Regions from separate parts of the Homo sapiens genome. Here region 2 is linked to region 1. The links are chromatin loops, found by intact Hi-C in ENCODE. Cell type or tissue: GM12878. All regions are shown on one strand. Links, peaks and the distances in the headings refer to the core of each region. The heading gives the core; the rest is flanking DNA.

The links. Hi-C counts contacts between places; a loop is a spot of excess contacts. Peaks named below come from ENCODE experiments on the same cell type or tissue, not always from the same donor. Only the 100,000 strongest peaks of a DNase experiment are listed, where the experiment ranks them.
Region 2: it touches region 1 in a loop (12-fold over the local background); 7 of 110 quality-filtered maps call a loop at or near these places.

Annotation. Positions count from the first base shown.
Region 1 is chr9:112,816,446-112,826,004 of GRCh38, reverse strand. SNX30 (sorting nexin family member 30) reads right to left here. Exons shown (of 9, transcript NM_001012994.2): 3 at 8,190-8,300. Among named protein-coding and RNA genes, the nearest start is that of SLC46A2, 70 kb to the left of the region's middle. RefSeq lists an enhancer at 5,988-6,217 and a silencer at 8,008-8,057. In GM12878, for the core only: a CTCF peak has its summit at 5,941 (motif pointing right); a DNase peak (open chromatin) is centred at 5,954.
Region 2 is chr9:112,486,698-112,496,256 of GRCh38, reverse strand. It overlaps KIAA1958, which reads right to left and starts at 9,430. Exons shown (of 4, transcript NM_133465.4): 1 at 9,139-9,430. It overlaps HSDL2-AS1 (HSDL2 antisense RNA 1), which reads left to right and starts at 8,613. Exons shown (of 5, transcript NR_171779.1): 1 at 8,613-9,278. RefSeq lists silencers at 8,832-9,321, 9,402-9,461. In GM12878, for the core only: no CTCF peak of the experiment used is centred there; a DNase peak (open chromatin) is centred at 8,648; H3K4me3 peaks cover 2,298 bases; H3K27ac peaks cover 748 bases.

The DNA of each region.
Region 1 (9,559 bases), core at 2,861-7,860:
GGAAACTTGATATTTAAAGGAACCCTAGAGAGAATCCTTCTGCAAGCAGAATTTCCTCCTGTCATAAGCGTTATCATTTCCAAATGTATGTAGCTTCAGAAATTTCTTGCTATTTCAAGATTCCTTACGGGACACACCTACTCTCAGCCTCACCTCTATTACTGTCTGGGTTGTTTACACATAGGAATCTGGGTTGCAGGTGAAATCAAGTCCATCTATAGTCTGTAAACCACATCATGTAAATGAAAAGAGCTCAACACAGTTCCAGGCACACAGCAGATGTCTAACAAATGCCAAGTATTTTTATTAATTTGTAAGCACCGAGAACAAAAAGCAAAAAGGGGAGTGGACTTACAGGTAGAATGTCTATATAACGTTTAGGCCAAAATGTCTTAAAAAATCGATTGGGGGAAGCAGACACAGTGGCTCATGTCTATAATCCTAGCATTTTGGGAGGTCAAGCTGGGAGGATTGCTTGAGGCTAGGAGCTCCAGACCAGCTTGGGCAACATAGCAAGACCCCATCTCTACAAAAAATAAAAAATTAGCTGGCCATGGTGGTGCACGCCTGAAGTCCCAGCTACTGTGGAGGCTGAGGTGGGAGGATTGCTTGAACCCAGGAGTTGGAGGCTGCAGTAAGCTATGGTCATGCCAATGCACTCCAGCCTGGGTGACAGAGTGAGATCCTGTCTCAAAAAAACAAGTCATTTGGGATCTACTTCTTCACACCCACTAGAATTTTTAAAGTAAAATAGCAAATGTTGGCAAATACGTGGAGAAATTGGGCCCTCATACATTTCTAGTGCAGATATAAAATTATAAGCCACTGTGGAAAACCGTTTGAACAATTCCTCAAAAAATTAAACACAGAATTACTATATGCTCCAGCAATTCCACTTCTTGTTGTATAGCCAAGGTAACTGAAAATAAGTGCTCAAACAAAATCTTAGACAACCACCAGTGTTGATAGCAGCATTCTTCATTATAGCCGGGCTGGGAAAAGGAGGGAATTGAGAGTGGTTCCTTAATGGGTACAAAGTTTCTTTTGGGGGTAATGAAAATGTTCTGGATTAAATAGTGGTGATGGTCGTACAACACTCAATGGTGGTGATGGTCGTACAACACCGTGAATGTACTAAAAGTCACTGAATTGGACACTTCAGAATGGTTAAAATGGTGATGTGTAATATGGATTTTACTTCCTTTTTTAAGAAAAGGAGATGTGATGGTGGAAGCAGAGATGATGACAGATATGCTGCTGGCTTTGAAAATAAAGAGGCCATGAGCCAAGGAATGCAGACAGCCCCAAGAGCTAGAAAAGGTAGGCAAACAAATTCTCCCCTAGAGCCTTCTGGTGGAATGCAGCCCTAGCCTATATGTTGATATTAGCTCACTAAAACTGATTTTGGACTTTTGACCTCCAGAGCTGTAAGAGAATAAATTTCTGTTGTTTAAGGTACTTAAAAAAAAAAAAACACCTGGGTGTAGGGGTGAGGGAGTGGACAGTGATGAAACAAGATTGGCCATGAGCTGATAAATGTTGAAACTGAGTGATGGAGTTTCAACGGGACTCATCGTACTGAATCTCTTCAATATGGTTAATATTTTCTACAATGAAAACATTTTTAGAAACTGAATATACACATATATATGTTGGATCCTGCAAAAAAATCCTATTTGCAAAGTATTACAATAATCCATTAAATATTTCAGGGTTTAATCTTGAAATACTGATATTAGATAGTACTTAGTACTTTAGTAAAGCACTGTCATTTATATTCCATATTAGTTTATAAAGCTGTTTTATAATCTGAAACAATAGCATATTTGTTGTAGACTGTCAATGGAAAGCTGCTATTTCTGGGTAGGAAATCTAGACAAATCTTTCAATTGCTGAATCCTGAAATGTCCAACTTCCTCGTCAGCAAATGACTTGCTTCTTCTAAGCAATTCAACAAATATTTAGTGCACATTAAATATTTACATGGCAGAGGCCTATTTCTCCTACCCTTGTCGAACTAATAGAAAATACTGCTTCTAAGCAAAAATTACTACCAAATAAATAAAGGAGCATAGAGATTAAAAGCTTGTCACCAAGTGCAGAGATTAAAAACAATAATCACCAAGCCCAGTTTAATGCAAAGCATTAGGAAGTTGAACCAATGTTTCAATACTTATTAACTTATCCATTGAATAAGCTAAACGCAGGTATATTTTTAACAGTAGAAAAAAGAAGAACCCAACTAGAAAATGGAGTTTTTATTATTTCATATTAAAAAAAAAATTGTTGCATTACAAATTTATTCTCATTAATTCCTCTGAGTTTACTACTACTCAAAAGAAAACTTGGACATAATACAAATGTATCCTTCCAGAAAGCTTTCTTCCTTAAAACTGAGGTAAACATTAAATTTCCAAGTGAAAATTAAACACTCAAGTGTTTATTCAATGTATCTGCTTCATCTTCCAAATCTAATACGGGCACCCATCTAATCATGAAATTGCTCTGCTGTGTAACTAGTGCTCCAGGAAATGCAGAAGTGTCAAACCCACTGAACAAATACCGAAGCAGAAAATAGAATGGTGGTTGCCAGGGGTACGGAGAGTGGGAAATGGGGAGTTGTTCAATGGATATAAAGCTAGTGTTATAAAACATAAATAAGTTGTTCCAGATATCTGCTGTACAAAGTGGTACCTATAGTTAACAATACAGTCATCCTCCCTTATCCTAGGGGGATACATTCCAAGACCCCCAGCAGATGCTGAAGCCATGGATGGTATTGAACCCTGTATATACTATGTTTTTCCTATATATACACACCTATAATAAAATTTAGAAACAAGGTGTCACTGTGTTGCCCAGGCTGGTCTTGAACTCTTGGGCTCAAGTGAACTTCCCACCTGTATATACATACCTATATATGTATATGTTTTTTCCTATACATACCTATAGTAAAATTTAGTTTGCAAATCAGGCAGAGTAAGAGATTCACAATAATAAAACAGAACAATTATAACAATATTCTGTAATAAGTGTTATGGGGATTTGGCCTTTCTCTTTCTCTCTCAAAACATCTTATGGTACTGTATTCATTCTTCTTCTTGTGATCTCCAGCCTGATAACCAAGAGGGCTACTAAAGGACTCACAGGTGGGCAATGTCTACAGCGTGGATACACCGGACAAAGATAATTTATGTCCTAGGCGGGACTGCATGAGATTTCATCACACTATTCAGAACAGCAAACAATGTAAAACTTATGAACTGTTTATTTTTGGAATTTTCCATGTCATATTTTTGGTCTACAGGTAACTGAAACCATGGAAAGCAAAACCACAAATAAGGGGGAATGACTGTATGGTGTTGCATGCTGTAAAATGTGATAAGACGAGAGATCTTATGTTACATGTTCATGTTACACATTATGTACATCTTATGTTACAGGTTCTTACAAAAAAAAAAAACAAAACAAAACAGCAAAGGGACAAAAGAAAACTTGTGAAGGTGATGGATCTGTTTATTACCTTGATTGTGGTGATGGTATCAGGGGTACATACAAGCCTATCGAATCGTATGCATTAAATATGTGCAAGGCTATTCTGTATATCCATTATATCTCAAAAAAGCTTTAAAAAAAACAGAGGGAAAAAGTCATAATGAAGACTTTCTGGCAGCTCCAACTATTACATAATGAAGAAAAACACAGTGAACTGCTGTTATGAGATGACAAACATATACAACCAGCATACTTCTGGTTCCAAGAAGGCATTTTAAGAACATATGGTTACTCTTGGCCAGGCGCGGTGGCTCATGCCTGTAATCCCAGCACTTTAGAAGGCAAAGGCAGGAGGATCCCTTGAGGCCAGGAGTTTGAGACCAGCCTGGGCAACATAGCAAGACTCTGTCTCTACCAAAAAAAGAATTAGCCAGGCATGATGGCATAGGGTGCCTGTAGTCCCAGCTATTCGAGAGGCTGAGGTGGGAAGATCACTTGAGCCCAAGAGTTCAAGACCAGCCTGGGCAACACAGTGACACCTTGTCTCTACAAAAAAAAATTAAAAACCAGCCAGGCATGGTGACACATACCTGAGGAGGTTGAGGTGGGAGAATCGCTTGATCCTGGGAGGTCGAGGCTGCAGTGAGCTGTGATCATACCACTGCACTCCAGCCTGGGTGACAAAACAACATTCCTGCCTCTTAAAATTTTATACATATAATGGGGCTGGGCGCAGTGGCTCAAGCCTGTAATCCCAGCACTTTGGGAAGCCAAGTCAGGCGGAACACGAGGTCAGGAGATGGAGACCATCCTGGCTAACATGGTGAAACCCTGTTTCTACTAAAAATACAAAAAATTAGCCAGGCATGGTGGCGGGCGCCTGTAGTCCCAGGTACTAGGGAGGCTGAGGCAGGAGAATGACGTGAACCCGGGAGACGGAGCTTGCAGTGAGCCGAGATCACACCACTGCACTCCAGCCTGGGTGACAGGGCGAGACTCCGCCTCAAAAAAAAAATTATATACACACACATATATATACACACATATACACACACACATATATACACATATATACAAACACACATATATATATACACACATATATATAAAATTTGAAAAAAGAACTATGAAAATTTAAGGATGAAAAGGCACCCCAATTTTTAAATGGGCAATGGATCTTAATTGATATTTCTCCAAGGAAGATATGCAAATGCCCAAAAGCACATGAAAAGATGCTCAACATCATTAGGGAAATACAAATTAAAATCACAATGAGATAGCACTGCACATCCAGTAGAATGGCTACAATCCAAAAGACAGACAGTAACAGCATTGATGGAGATGTGGAGAAACTCCTATACATCGCGTGTGGAAATGTAAGTTGCTGTCATCACTTTTGAAAACAGTCTGGCAGTTCCTCAAAAGGCCAATTATAGAGTTATGTATGATTCAACAATTACATTCCTAAGAATACACCCCCCCCAAAATGGGAACATGTCCACAGAAAAACTTGTACATGAACGCTCACAGCAGCATTACTCATAATAGCCAAAAGGTGAAACAACCAAAACGTCCATCAAGGGTGAATAGACAAAATGTGGTATTATCCATAAACTAGAATATTATATGGCAATAAAAAGGAATTAAATATTAATATATGCTACAACATGGATGAACCTTGAAAATATGCTAAGTGAAAAAACCCAGTAACAAAAAAAATCACGTTGTGTATCATTTCACTTACATGAAATGTCCAGAATAGGCAAATCTGTAGAAAGTACATGAGTGGTTGCCAGGGGCTGGGAGATATACAGTGTTTGTAAGTGACAGCTAAGGGATGTGAGGTTTCTTTTTGGGGTGATAAAAAGATTTGAAAATGGATAATGCTGATGGTTGTCCAATTTTATGAATATACTAAAAGCCTTTGAATTGTACATTTTAAATGGGTGAATTATATGTTATATAATCTCAATAAATCCTTTCTTAAAAAGGGAAATGAACATTTCTGCATGTTTGCTGGGTCTCCAACTGATAATAAGTTCCCCAAGGCAGGGGTCCTTTGTCTTCCTTATAACCTTCTCATCCCATCCTCTCTTCCTCCCAAAGATGACACTTAAATAACAGACAGACACCTCCTAGCAAAGCTACTATAAAATTTTTTTGTAGCGGATGAGGGGGGTTGGTTGCTGGTTTGACTTTCATACTTAAATCAGAGAGGCTCTCCCATATTAAATCTCCACTCCAGATATGCAAGTACCAAGAATTTATGAAAAAAAATTAAGTTTCTGCTTGTTTCTAAAGTAGCTTCCTACCAACTGCTTCTATCCAGACCATCAGAAACCACACTTAAAGATATTCTGGATCCACTTTGGGCATTCCGGAAATTCTTCCATTCTCTTCTAGTGTCTATGGAAGAGTAGACACTATGTTTCAACCAGCAGGTGTCACTGTCTTACCTTTGCGCTTCCAGTATCAACCTCACAGGCACCAGCTGCCAGGAGGGCAGCTCCCTGATGCATGGTGTGGGCTATAAATAAACAGTGACTTTCTTCCAAAGAGTACAGTACAAAAAGGCTGGGAGAAAGAGTAATTGTACAGTGAAGAAAGCTGACCAGCACTACCTCAAGTCAGGCGATGGAGGTTCACATCAATGGTGAGGCACACTGTTGACAGCACGTGCCCTGGATAGGTGATGAGGGTGGCAGCTTGCCTCTGTGGTTTCCTCCCCAAACACATTACCCCGATTGGGAAAGCCGTCAGACAAATGTCAACTGAGGGACAAGTCTACAAAATTCCTGACTAGTACTCCTCAAAACAGTCATGGTCATCCAAAAAAGGGAAAGCCTGACAAACTGTTACAACCAAGAAGAGCCTAAGGAGACATGACTGCTAAATAAAATGTGGGATCCTGGGTAGGATCCTGGAACAGAAAAAAGGAACTTGGGCCGGGCGTGGTGGCTCACACCTGTAATCCCAGCACTTTGGGAGGCCGAGGTGGGAGGATTACCTGAGATCAAGAGTTTGAGACCAGCCTGGCCAACATGCTGAAATCTCATCTCCACTAAAAATACAAAAATTAGCTGGGCATGGTGGTGTGCACCTGTAATCCCAGCTACTCAGGAGGCTGAGGCAGAAGAATCGCTTGAACTCCGGGGGCAGAGGTTGCAGTGAGCCAAGATCATGCCACTGCACTCCAGCCTGGGTGACAGAGGTAAACTTCATCTCAAAAAAAAAAAAAAAAAAGAAAGAAAGAAAAATAAAAAGGAACTTGGAATAAAAGACTTTTAGTTAATAATGGTGTTTATTTCATAATGACTGGTTCATTTTGACAAAAGTGCCACACTAATATAAAATGTTAATACCGGATGTGAGGCTTGAGAATTCTCTCTACTACCTTCACAATAATTCTGTAATTCTGATAATGTTCTAAAATGCAGTTTATTTTTTAAAAATTATTCACTAACTGCCTATTTTGCCACCTTAAGATTCTATTTTAAGGAATATTCCCAACTGTTTAAAAACTACTGTTTCCTCTTCAGGCATGTTTTTAAGTGGTTAGAAGACAGAAAAAGCAAAACTTCAGGCTCGGAGAACAGAAAAGTATGTGGAGGAAAAAGGAGATACCCTGAGAAAGAACTGAGTCCCAGGTGAGAGCCATCGTTCCTATCACAGTACTGGCAACGTGGCTCTTTTCACCCTGAAAACTGAGAAAACTGCCAGTGCATTCACAACATACACAGCCTCTTCTAACCATGGGGGGAAAAAGGCTGGGAGATGCGGTAGTAACAGAAAGTTGGTAGTCCTAGGAAGTTATCATTCAACAAAGGTTTTTGCTGAAAGATAAATCAGCCCCTCTGAGGAGTTTTATGACTCAAACTGCTCTAAAGCCCCCAAGGCCCAAAGAAACATCTGGTGTCCAAACCGTTATTATTTCTACTTTTAACAAAAGTAGTCAGAAAAGTACTCAATATAAATGTTGAGGCCAGGCACGGTGGCTCACACCCGTAATCCCGGCACTTTGGGAGGCTGAGGTCGGTGGATCACCTGAGATCAGGAGTTCGAGACCAGCCTGGCCAATATGGCAAAACCCCATCTCTACTAAAAATACAAAAACTAGCTGGGCGTGGTGGCATACGCCTGTAATCCCAGCTACCCAGAAGGCTGGGGCAGGTGATCCACTTGAACCTGGTAGGGGCAGGTGATCCACTTGAACCTGGGAGTCGGAGGTTGCAGTGAGCTGCGATCATGCCATTGCGCACCTGCCTGGGCAAGAGAGTGCGACTCTGTCTCAAAAAAAAAAAAAAAAAAAAGATTTAAATTTCTTTTGCTCTGGTTCTGTTTTTTAAAAACTGTGCAGATGGAAGCGCTGGAGTAGATAAATGTCACGTTGCTTCAATAAACAGTGTTAGGTGGTTTCTTGTTTTTTAAATGAAAAACTGTGGCAATGGATTCTGTGCTAGATTTCTGCCGCTGTGGCTAAAGAAAGCCCAGCCAGCCGCAAAACTGGCTTTCTATATACCAAATCAGAAACTAAAACCTAATAGGTGAAGTATTGTATACAGTGTCCGTTAACATGTTTTATATATGTTTGCTGGGTGAGTCTGTATAACTTAAGGGATGAGAGTTGAGTGAACCCCTTCAGGAAAGACAACACAGGACAAGTGAGAAACAAGCTGTAGTGACTTACTACCTACGGGAATGAGATGAGTGGGCTGGGATTCTTCCAGTTTGCTCCTCAACCAGTCAAAATCCTGGTATCTTCGACGAACAGAATATTCTGGCAGGTCAAACTCCACCCGAGTACTCTGCAAAGAAGAGAATGGAAAAAAATAAGCATAAGGGAATAGCATATCTTGGCTGAAGGGAAGGAAAAAAGCTCTTAGAATAACCAAACTAGGCAAGATCATATTTTCCTTCCACCAAACACAACAGCCAAATGGCAGAGTTTACCAACACAGAATAGACCAGTCTGGGACACTTAGCCCAGTTAAAAATTCAACGAGCTGGAATAAAAATGCCAGTTTTCCGAGATTGCACCACTGCACTCCAGCCTGGGTGACAGAGCGAGACTCCGTCTCAAAAAAAAAAAAAAAAAAAAAAAAAAAAAAGCCAGTTTTTTTTTTTTTCCCTACCGTCAGGAAATAGAATTCAACTATCCCCCAGAATTGTTTAGAAACATTTGATTCATTTCCTCCAAGCTTAACTCTAACAATTTCTTTTAGCAGAAAAAATCCACTTAGGATATTGCTACTAAATCCAAATCTGTGAAAAGAAATTGTCTCCACCTTCTGCTAAATATGCTGACAAGTTTTGCCAAAGAGGAAATAAACAAAAAGTAAAGATAATAGATCACTGCTCATTTCGGGGGCAGATTAGATGAAAATAGAAAAGGTTTTGCTTAATTTGCCACATTCTGCCAAACCACAACCCTGGAACTGTTATATTTTAGACAGATAAGAAAAAATCTAGAAATAATACAAAAATGCCATTGCATTGCAGAAAAATATTAATAATCTCATCCCTTTTTCTCAATTTTTAAAGTTTTCTGAAATGTGATTGCAGCACTTTAATAATGAAAATCAATGTTAAATAAAATTGAGTTGATTTTTACCAAAACAAGATTTTTACTCATTTACTGGCACAAATTACACCGTGTCTCACATAAGCCATTTTTCCCTATGAGGATACACACTATATGACTGTCATGGTTCTCAGAAATTAAAGTACAAGATAAAAATGGGTCAAGCTACATCTCATAAATTTACTCTTTCAAGCCAAAAGTCTGTTTTAATTCACAGCACCAAGAAAATCTTTAAGCACATGAACGAGAGTCATTCATCAAAGAAAAAGCTGTGAACAGCTCTAGCATCAAAAATTATGATTTCATCCTCCCCAAAACCTGTGTTCACTGTCTTAGCAAAATGGTGAAGTTCAAGGACTCATTCTTGGACTGACCCCCAACTAACTGCATTGTTTCCCCTCTTCAAGTCCCACACACCAGCATATGCCTATGAAACACGACCTTCCTCTGTGTTTGCAAGGGTGAAGATGTGGGGAAATTCAC
Region 2 (9,559 bases), core at 4,534-9,533, 330 kb after region 1:
CTGTAGACTGTTTATCATTCTCATCGATCTACAGTATTCCATTGTGTAAATATACCATGATGTATTTATTCAATCTGAGTCAGTTTAATATTGCTGTATAACAAATCACCTAAAAATTTAGTGGCTTAAAACAACAATTTCTTATTTCTCACAATTCTATGTTTTCTGGGTAGTTCCTCCTCTGGCTTTACCTGGACTTGTTCACATGGCTACTTTTAGCTGGAAGGAAGGTCAGCTAAACTATAAGGTCAAAGATGGCCTCACTCAAGTTTGTCAGTAAGTACTGGTCATTGGCTGGGCACCACGATTCTCTTCCAAGTAACCTCTCCTACTCCAGGACGTCCTTATATAGTGGTCTCAGGGCATTATTCCCCAGAGTATGTAAGCGCTTATCAAGCTTCTGTTGCATAATGCTTGCTAATGTCCAACTAGCCAGAGCAAGTTACAAAGCCAAAGTCAGACTCACTGCGGAAGGGAACAACAATGACTGATGGCCATTTCAACAGATTTCAGTTTGGAGCAATGACAAATGTGCTATGAGCATTCTAGTCCATATATTTGGGTGAGTATGGATCTTACAGTAGAACTAATGAGTCACAGGATTTGCAGCATATGTCCAGTTTTAGTAGATATGGCCATACAGCTTTCCAAATTGCTGTACCACTTTACATTTCCATTCCAATTTACACTTTGAATAGCAGTGCAGGAGAATTTCAGCTATCCTACATCCTCATACTTGGTATTTTTCATCTTTCTCATTTAGCCATTCTAGTGAGTGTACAATGGTACCTCATTTTTATTTTAATTGAGTGGCCATATTTTTAAAATACTTCAGATAAGCAACAAAGGAGGAAATCTTCAAACTATAAAACCAGGAAAACTGTATTTATCAATTTCCATCTCCATCACAGAAACCTTCTCCAAAAGTACAGGTAAGTCCATCTAATTTAAATATGACCAAGAGAGAACAATTAAAAAGCACAGTAAGAAAAAAAGATGAGAACTGTAACATATTTCAAAAGGAATAAGAGGAATTAAGAAAATAGCCAGGCACAGTGCCTCATGCCTGTAATCTCAGCACTTTGGGAGACCAAGGCAGGAGGATCACAAGCCCAAGAATTCAAGACCAGCCTGGGCAACAAAGTGAAACCTGTCTTTAAAAAAAAAAAATTCAGCTGGTAGTGGTGGCACACATCCACAGTCCTAGCTACTTGGGAAGCTGAGGTGGGTGAATCCCTTGAGCCTTGAATGACAGAGAAAGGCCCTGTCTCAAAAAGAAAAAAAAATGAAAAAAGGGGAAAAAATTTTTAAATGATAGAAGCTATGGAAGAACAGCATACATCAGAAATTGAAAAACTAAAAAATGAATCTTGCCAGATAACAAGAGGATGTACAATAAGAAATGACAAAGTTCATGACAGAACAGGAAAGAAAAAACTCAGAAAGGAAGTGAAAACTAAAAAGAACACTAAACTTAATAGATAGGTACCACCAGATACGGTGGCTCACACCTGTAATCCCAGCACTTTGGGAGGCTGAGGCAGGTGGATCATTTGAGCCCATGAGTTTGAGACCAGCCTGGGTGACATGGTGAAACCCTGTCTCTACAAAAAACACAAAAATTAGTAGGGCATGGTGATGCACATCTGTAGTCCCAGCTACTTGGGGCTAAACTGGGAGGATCACCTGAGGCCAGAGACGTTGACACTGCTGTAAACCATGATGGTGCCACTGCATTCCAGCCTGGGTGACAGAGACTGTCAAAAAAAAAAAGCGATAGATACCATGAAAAATACATTGAACACACTAAAGCATAAAATAGAAAAAAACATAAAAATAGAGCAAATATAAAAAATAAGAAAAAATAATACTAAGGTATAGACATAAGAAGATCCAACATACATATAATAGGAGGCCCCAAAGAGAGAAAATGAAAACAATGGAACACATTACTAAAAAACTATAATTGATGAAAATATGAAAAAACACTTGAGCCAATGTAATAAAAAACACTGTGTATCTAGGAGAATTAACAGGGAATGGTCAACAGACATTCTAGTAAAATTATTGGCTTTAAATATGAAGAAAAAGCCCTTGGGTATCTAGGCAAAAAGATAAAATTAAAGAAAGAAAATCATATTGGTATTACAGTTTGACAACAACACATTTTACCAGAATAGAATATGACTCAGCAAACTAAGGCCTATGGACCAAATCCAGCCCACTGCCTGGTTCTGTAAATTAAGTTTTATTGGAACAGTCAGGCTAGTTCATTTACACACTATCTATAGCTGCTTTTGCAATGCAATGGCACAGTTAAGTAATTGTGAGGGAAACCAGTGATCCATAAAACCTAAGATAATTATTATTCAGTCTTTTACAGAAAAAGTTTGCCAACTCCTGCAAGAGAGTAACATTTTTAAAGATAGTTGAGGGGAAAAAAAATGTGAGTCAAGTATTTTTATTCAGTCAAAGTGACCTTGAACTATAAAAGCCACAGATAAACAGTGTTAAATATGAAAAGCAAGGGATACATTTCACATGAGCCACTACAAGAATTCAATGAACTTCAGACTACTAGATGATTACAGAAGCTTTACCGTAAGGACTTCTGTTGCACACTGAATATATTTAAATGAAAAACTAAGACTAATGCAAAGGTAACACAGTAGCATATGATTCACATATGGCAAACAGACAGAATTGAGAAATCTTGGGCAGCAAGAACTGACTGACCCAGGGGCTTGATTATGTATGGAAAATGGGATTAAGAATAAAGAAGGAATCAGAGATAACTCCTAAATTTCTGGACTGGGAAAATGGATGGAAGGTGGTACCAACTCACTGAGCTAAGGAATAAAAGAAAAGACACAGATGTGAAGAGGACAATAAGTCTGGGGCATGTTGAATGTGAAATGCTTGTGGAAAATTAAGTGAATATATCCAGTCGTAGTAGGACACAAAGATGTGGATTTCAGGAGAAAAGCCCCGACTAGATATTAGATTCAGGAATCATCAGACATGCGTGAAAAGAACAAATAGTGCATAACTTACCATGAGAGCAGCAAGACCAATAGCTGAAAAAAAAAAAGCACTAAAAGAAACAAGTCCTCAGAACTCAGAAGAAAATAACAGCATTAGCACTTCCACTGAATTTGGCCACAATAATATTCTCCAGTATTCCAAAACAACTATTAAGAATTTTGGCCAGGCACAGTGGCTCAGGCCTGTAATCCCAGCACTTTGGGAGGCCCAGATAGGAGGATATCATGAGCCCAGGAGTTCAAGACCAATCTGGGACACACAGGCCTCATCTCTACAAAAAAAAAAAAAAAAAAAAGTGAGCTGGGCTCTGGGTGTGCACCTGTGATCCCAGCTACTCAGAAGGCTGAGGTGAGAGGACTGCTTGAGCTCAGGAGGTCGAGGCTGCAGTGAGCTGTGATCACGTTAGTGCGCTCCATCCTGGGCAACAGAAAAAGATCCTGTCTCAAACAAACAAAAAAAGGATTTTGTACTTTAAGTCATTAAAAATAAAGCATTTAAAAACAATGAATATGAAGAGTGAAAAACAAAAAGCCTTTAGCTACTTTATTTTTAATGACTATATATAGAGTTGATCATATTGCTATGTATTGGGGCCTGGGATTCAAGTGAAAAATTGCCAACAAAATCCCACATGTGGAGTGAGGTATGTATGTACATATGTAGGTAGGTAGGTATACATGCATGAAAGGCAGTAGGTAGAGGGATGGACTGTGTTATAGGCTGAACTGTATTCCTCTCAAATTCATCTGTTCACATCCTAAACCCTGGTACCTCAGAATGTGACTTATAGGGGAAGTAAGGCCTGGAATAGAGGTAATTAAGGTAAAATGAAGTCATATGTGTGTGCCCTAATCCAATGTAAGTGATGTTCTTAAGAGGAAATTAGGACACACACATACACAGAGGGAAGACCAAGTGAAGCCACCTTAGGAAGACAGCCATCCATCAGCCAAGAGAGGGGCCTTAGAAGAACCTAACCCTGCCAACACTTTGAGCTTATACTTCTAGCCTCCAGAATTGTCAGAAAATAAATTTTTGTTGTTTAAGACAACCAATCTGTGATTCTTTGTTATGGCAGCCCTAACAAATTAATACAAGCTGAGAAGAGGAAGTAGTCCTAGCTGGTTAAGAATTCACACATATTGTCAACTCCGTCCCAGAAATATGAAGTCCTATAACAGAAAAAAGGATAGAGCTTTTGATATATGGTGATTATGCCTTAAATCATGCAAGGAAAATATTTTTAAAATAATAAGTATTTCCAGAGGAAAATATAAGAAAAAACTGAAGGGACAGAATATTTGCAATTAAAAAAGGACAGAAAAGGTTAAAGCAGTATCAGTTTTGAAGAAAACCAAGAATAAAAAGAGAAGCCAACCAAGAAGTATCCTATGCATGAAATGAAAGTTAACCAAAGAGTAAATGAATCATCTAAAAACAATCCAGAGAAGCAAGGGAAAGCAATGGAAGCAACTTTGGATAATTATTTAGAATTAAAAAGAGTTATGTGTATGTTAAGTTCAGCTAATGAAATCCTTGATGATTAACAAACAAAAAACATTTTCAGGCATCAAGTGAAAATATATTTCCAGTAGGTTTTAATGGAATTTTGGTTCTTTGCAGGTTTCTTAAGGAAAAAAAAAACAAAAAAAACAAAAAAAAAAACCAGCTAATAATTACTAGCCATTCCATACATATTACTTTTTGTCCTATCTCTGGAGCTAAAGAGGCCATAGATTTCCAGAGGAGAGTAAGGTGAAGGAGAAAGCTATTCTCTAACTTGCAGCAACCAAGGGGGGAGCTACTCCCTGGTGCTAGGTTGGCCAAAGTTCATGCAGAGAAGAAAAAAAGCTAGAGTAGAAATTCAGCATTTTATGGTAAGATTTTTAATGTTTTTAAATATTGCTTCAACGTTTTAACGTCTTCTTAAACTTTTTTAAAGTTATGGCTGGACGTGGTGGTTCACACCTATAATCCTAGCACTTTGGGAGGCCAAGGCAGGAAGATCATTTGAGTCCAGGAGTTCAAGACCAGCCTGGGCAACACCGCAAGACCCCATCGCTACAAAAAATAAGAAAAATTAGCTAAGTGTGATGGCACGTGCCTGTAGTCCCAGCTACTTGGGAGGTTGAGATGTGATCCTTTGGGCCCAGGAGTTTGAAGAGGCAGTAAGCTATGGTTGCACCACTGTATTCCAGCGTGGGTGACAGAGTGCGACTGTGTCTCTAAAAAACATAATGTTATATCTCACATCAAAGTTGTATAATTTCTTTTGATACATAATGTTACTTCCTTTCAGTATAAGAATATCACTGTTGTCCTAGACCAAGATTCTTTGCTTTCCATATTATTTTCAAGTGTAATAACATGTTTCTGAAATACATCTTCTTTGTCACTAGAGCCATTAGCATTACCACTATGAACACTAACGGTGAAAAAGCTCTCCAACTGTTTAAGTGTAAGACTTTGCAAAACAAACTTGAATACGGCTGCATAATTTGCCTTTCTCCAGAAAAGCCTATTAAACTTTGTTGGCATTGGATACAAAATAAAATTCAAAAATTTGCATTTTCAGTACTTTTCGTTTCTTGACCTTTATTTGAATTTGAGACTAAGCTTTACCAAACAACAGAATTTACACAGTAACTAGCCAACCACAGTCCTCATTATGGAATCTATGCAGTGCATTTGTTACCTAGGAAACGGACCAGAGCACAGGCAGAGTGCAATTTCAGTCTAGCAAAAGAATTCTCCAATCATGCTAGTAAATAAAGTCCATAAATCAACTAATCAGAAGCAAAGTCAAGAAGTATCACGTAAGAGTTAAGCTCAATGGAAACTTTTTTTAAAGGAAAAAAAGAAACCTGTGGGGCTTCCTCAGGCAACTATGTAGATCTCTTAAGTAAATATTATGAGCAGGTTTCTTTACAAACACAAACTGTCAGAAAATAAACTGTTCAAAATAAATGGCTTCTCTCCAATCTTCAGCTTCTCTATTTTTGACAGTACTTAAGAGAAAAAGCTTCTTTAGAGCCAGCCTCATACATCTGGTACCAGAATATTAATCCAAGAATGAAATCTGCATTTTCAGCAAGCAGCATGGTGTTGGTGCTGTTGTTAAACAATGCAGGATGATGATAAAAGCTGGAATGAGAGGTCACTGTCCACACCTCTCACAGCCGGACCTGCTTCCCCACCAGGCTACAAAAAAATGTCAAAAAGAAAGACTTGAAAGTCACAGATCTATTACAAAGAATAAAATTGTTACTTTTCAGCTTTCCATTTATTGCTAATGAAAACACTAGTCATTTGAGCATTCCAGTTAACATAAAGTGGCCATTTTAGGCTTCTTGTAATGATACTACATTGATAACCAATAAACAGGAAAATGCTAGAAAAGTCCATGGATTTTAAAGCCTATCAAATTTAACTGTGGACGGCTTAATGTTGTTTTAAAAAGAGAAGGTGGTAAATGTCAGCTATATTTAAAAATCCAGTTTTACACAAATTCAAATTTTCTGGAAGCAGCACTTATTTGTCAAAATAAATGAAAAAAATTTCAAACATGAAAAATGAAAAATAATTTATATGCTTTCCTCAACACCAACTTACCAGAAAGGAAATCAGCTGAAAATATGTAAGGTTCTCTGGAATGCTTCTGATCACACTAAAATATTATTGCTAATTACACAAAAAACAAAAAATTCTTATCTACCTATCAGTCAAAAAAAAAAAAACACAAAAACATAAACAAAACTAGGTGTTATCTTTCAGCCAGCCCACATAAAGACTACATTGATGATCTCAGAAAACAGGCACAACTACAACTTTGCCAAAACAATTCTCAGTACAGGCCACACTCGATGCTTAGCTACACAGTGACTCTTTGTTAAATCTTATCACTACCACTGACAGCCTTGTAAATATATAAACAAGCAATTCAATCGTTAGCTTATCTTTTTTAAATATTTTAAAGAGCTAAGGAAGAGTACGTATATCTAAGTGCTGAAATTCTGAGAGTGGTCTAGAACTCCATTCCTGGATTCACGATAAAGCCTGATCAAATTTCAATACCTCTTCTCTTTGGGCTATTACTAGGAATGGAGAGGGACAAGGAACGCTAGTCAAGGGCCTACCAGAGCCACATACTGAGCTGTGCTTCTGTGCAGAATTTAAATTCATTTACCTAATGCAGACTGGAAGTCAAAGCAGAAACTAGTAAAATTTTATCAACTAAAAAGGATTGGCTTGATCACTGCTAGGTTTTAAGTAATGTGTGTACAAATCTACGCTCCAGGCATTTACAAAATTAGGCATGCAATAATATTAATCTGTTTAACTGGGACAAGAATCTAGATAAATTTTTCTCCTAGAAAAAAGCACTATTTTAAGCATACTAAACTTTTTATAATGACAAAAATCAGTTTGTCTTTAAAAAAGTGCATTAAATTGTACACTGTTTACTAATTTTCAAACCTTAATGAAAATTTAAATACATAATTTTCCACGTTTTTCCTTCAAGTTTAGATGATAATGCTTTTTGTTTTTTTAGGAAAACCTCTATTTTTTACATATGACTGTCCATATAATTGTATGCATGGCCCCCAAAACTGCTTCTTCGTTTTTTTAATCTCCTGGGTAACTGTCAGACTTAACTTTGTCAATATAAATTCTCACAGGGTGGGCAAAAAAGAGTTTCCAGAACGGAGCAGTAGATTGAGATTGATACAGGCATAAATCCATACCTGCGTATTAAAAATCTGAATCTGTAAAATTAATTTTCTGGGTGCTTATTCAACCTCATTTATTATTTGAGTATCTACAATACACAGCAACCGTTCATGAAGAAACTTAGCTAGCTAATCAAATAAGACAATTCAGAAACATCACCCTACAGTATTTTTCAAAACACTGTATCCATATCCATGCACAACCCAATCGTTGGGTTATATACGTGGAATAAAATAGTAAAGGCACAATCCTAGAGGGGAAACTCAATTCTGACATTCATGGTCTCATGGGTAGGGAAAGATCTCATATCTTAAATCAGCAGAAATAAAGGCTTCAGCCTGAAGGGAAAGCTAGATCATTGTTTATTGCACTCCAATTTAACCTCCACCATGGAAGCTGTCACTACCTGACTGGCTTGTTAGCTGTTTATTTCGTCGGGAGAGGATTCCGTCTTGCGAATCCTAACGAGTTCGGGAAAAAACAAAACTTTACTCCTAAACTTCAAAACACACACACACACACACACACACACACGCACACACACTAAATACATATAATTGTAAAAATCACAGCCACGTTCATTTTTTTTAAAGTCCCAATCTAAAACCTTAAAGAAAAAAAAAGACTTGAAGGAACCAAAAACATTCTTTGATTTTGGTTTGACGTTGTTCAGTCCAACCTCCTCCTACCCAGGGGAATACATTTCTCGATATATTTGATAACAAACACAAATCACTGTGCGCAGCCTCAGATGGGGGTGGGGGGGCGGAAGAGCCTTTTGGAGAAAGCCCTCCTCCGTTAGAAACAATAAATAAGGGAGCGAAGCCATGCACGTTCCTTCACACACGCCCCAAACGCACCTCGGCGAGCCACCCGAGGAGGAAAACTAGTGGGGCAGAGCCCTGAACCACCTCTCTTTCTCCATAAGCATCTCAAGACTTGGAAACTAAGAGGACAGACCTTTTCCTCCTCCTTCCCGCCCTCCTTCCCACCTCCGACAGACCCAAGAGCAGGAGCGGGGGCGCCAGCCCCACGCACTGCGCCTGCAGCCGCCGCTGAGACCCGAGCTGCCGGGCGGCGGGGCGGCCCGGGGCAGGCGGACCGGAGCCGCCACCGGGGGTCTCTGCGCCTCGCACCCCCAAGCCCGGCGCTGCCGACGAGCGGCCGCCCGGGTCCCTGCCCTCGCTCCGGCCTCGCTCCCCCGAGAGGAGACAAAAGGAAGGTTCAGCCGGGTCACCGCGCGGCCGCTGACGGGGAAGCAGAGTCGACCCCGGCGCGGCCGCCCCCCACACAAAGGGGCTCCCCGCCTGGGTCGCGGCGTCGGCGCACTCGTCCCCGCCCCGCGCGCGGGCTCTCACCCACCTGCAGGTGTCTGTGCGTCTGTCCATAGGAACGCGGTCGGCGCGGGGGGGCCTGCGAGAGCCGGGCAGCCCGGGCTGGACGGGACGGGCCGAAGGGGCGCGAGGGCGGGAGGAGAGCGGCCAGAGGGCCGGGCACCAAAGGTAAGTGGAGCGGGGAAGGCGCCCGGCGGGCGGCGGACCGAGGAGCGGGGCGGGGGGCGGGGGCGCCAGCCTGGCTCGGCCGACCGCCGCGCGCCGCTCCGTGCGCCCCGAGCTCCGCGCGCCCGGCTCGGAGCGCGGCGGGCGGGCAGGGGGCGGGGCGCGGGCGGGCCGGGGCGGGGCCGGCGAGCGGGGCGGGGGCTCGGACCCCGGGCTCCAGCCGGCACCGGAAACGCGCCGTGGTCGGCGAGACCCACAGGAAGTGTGTAACGACACCTCCTACG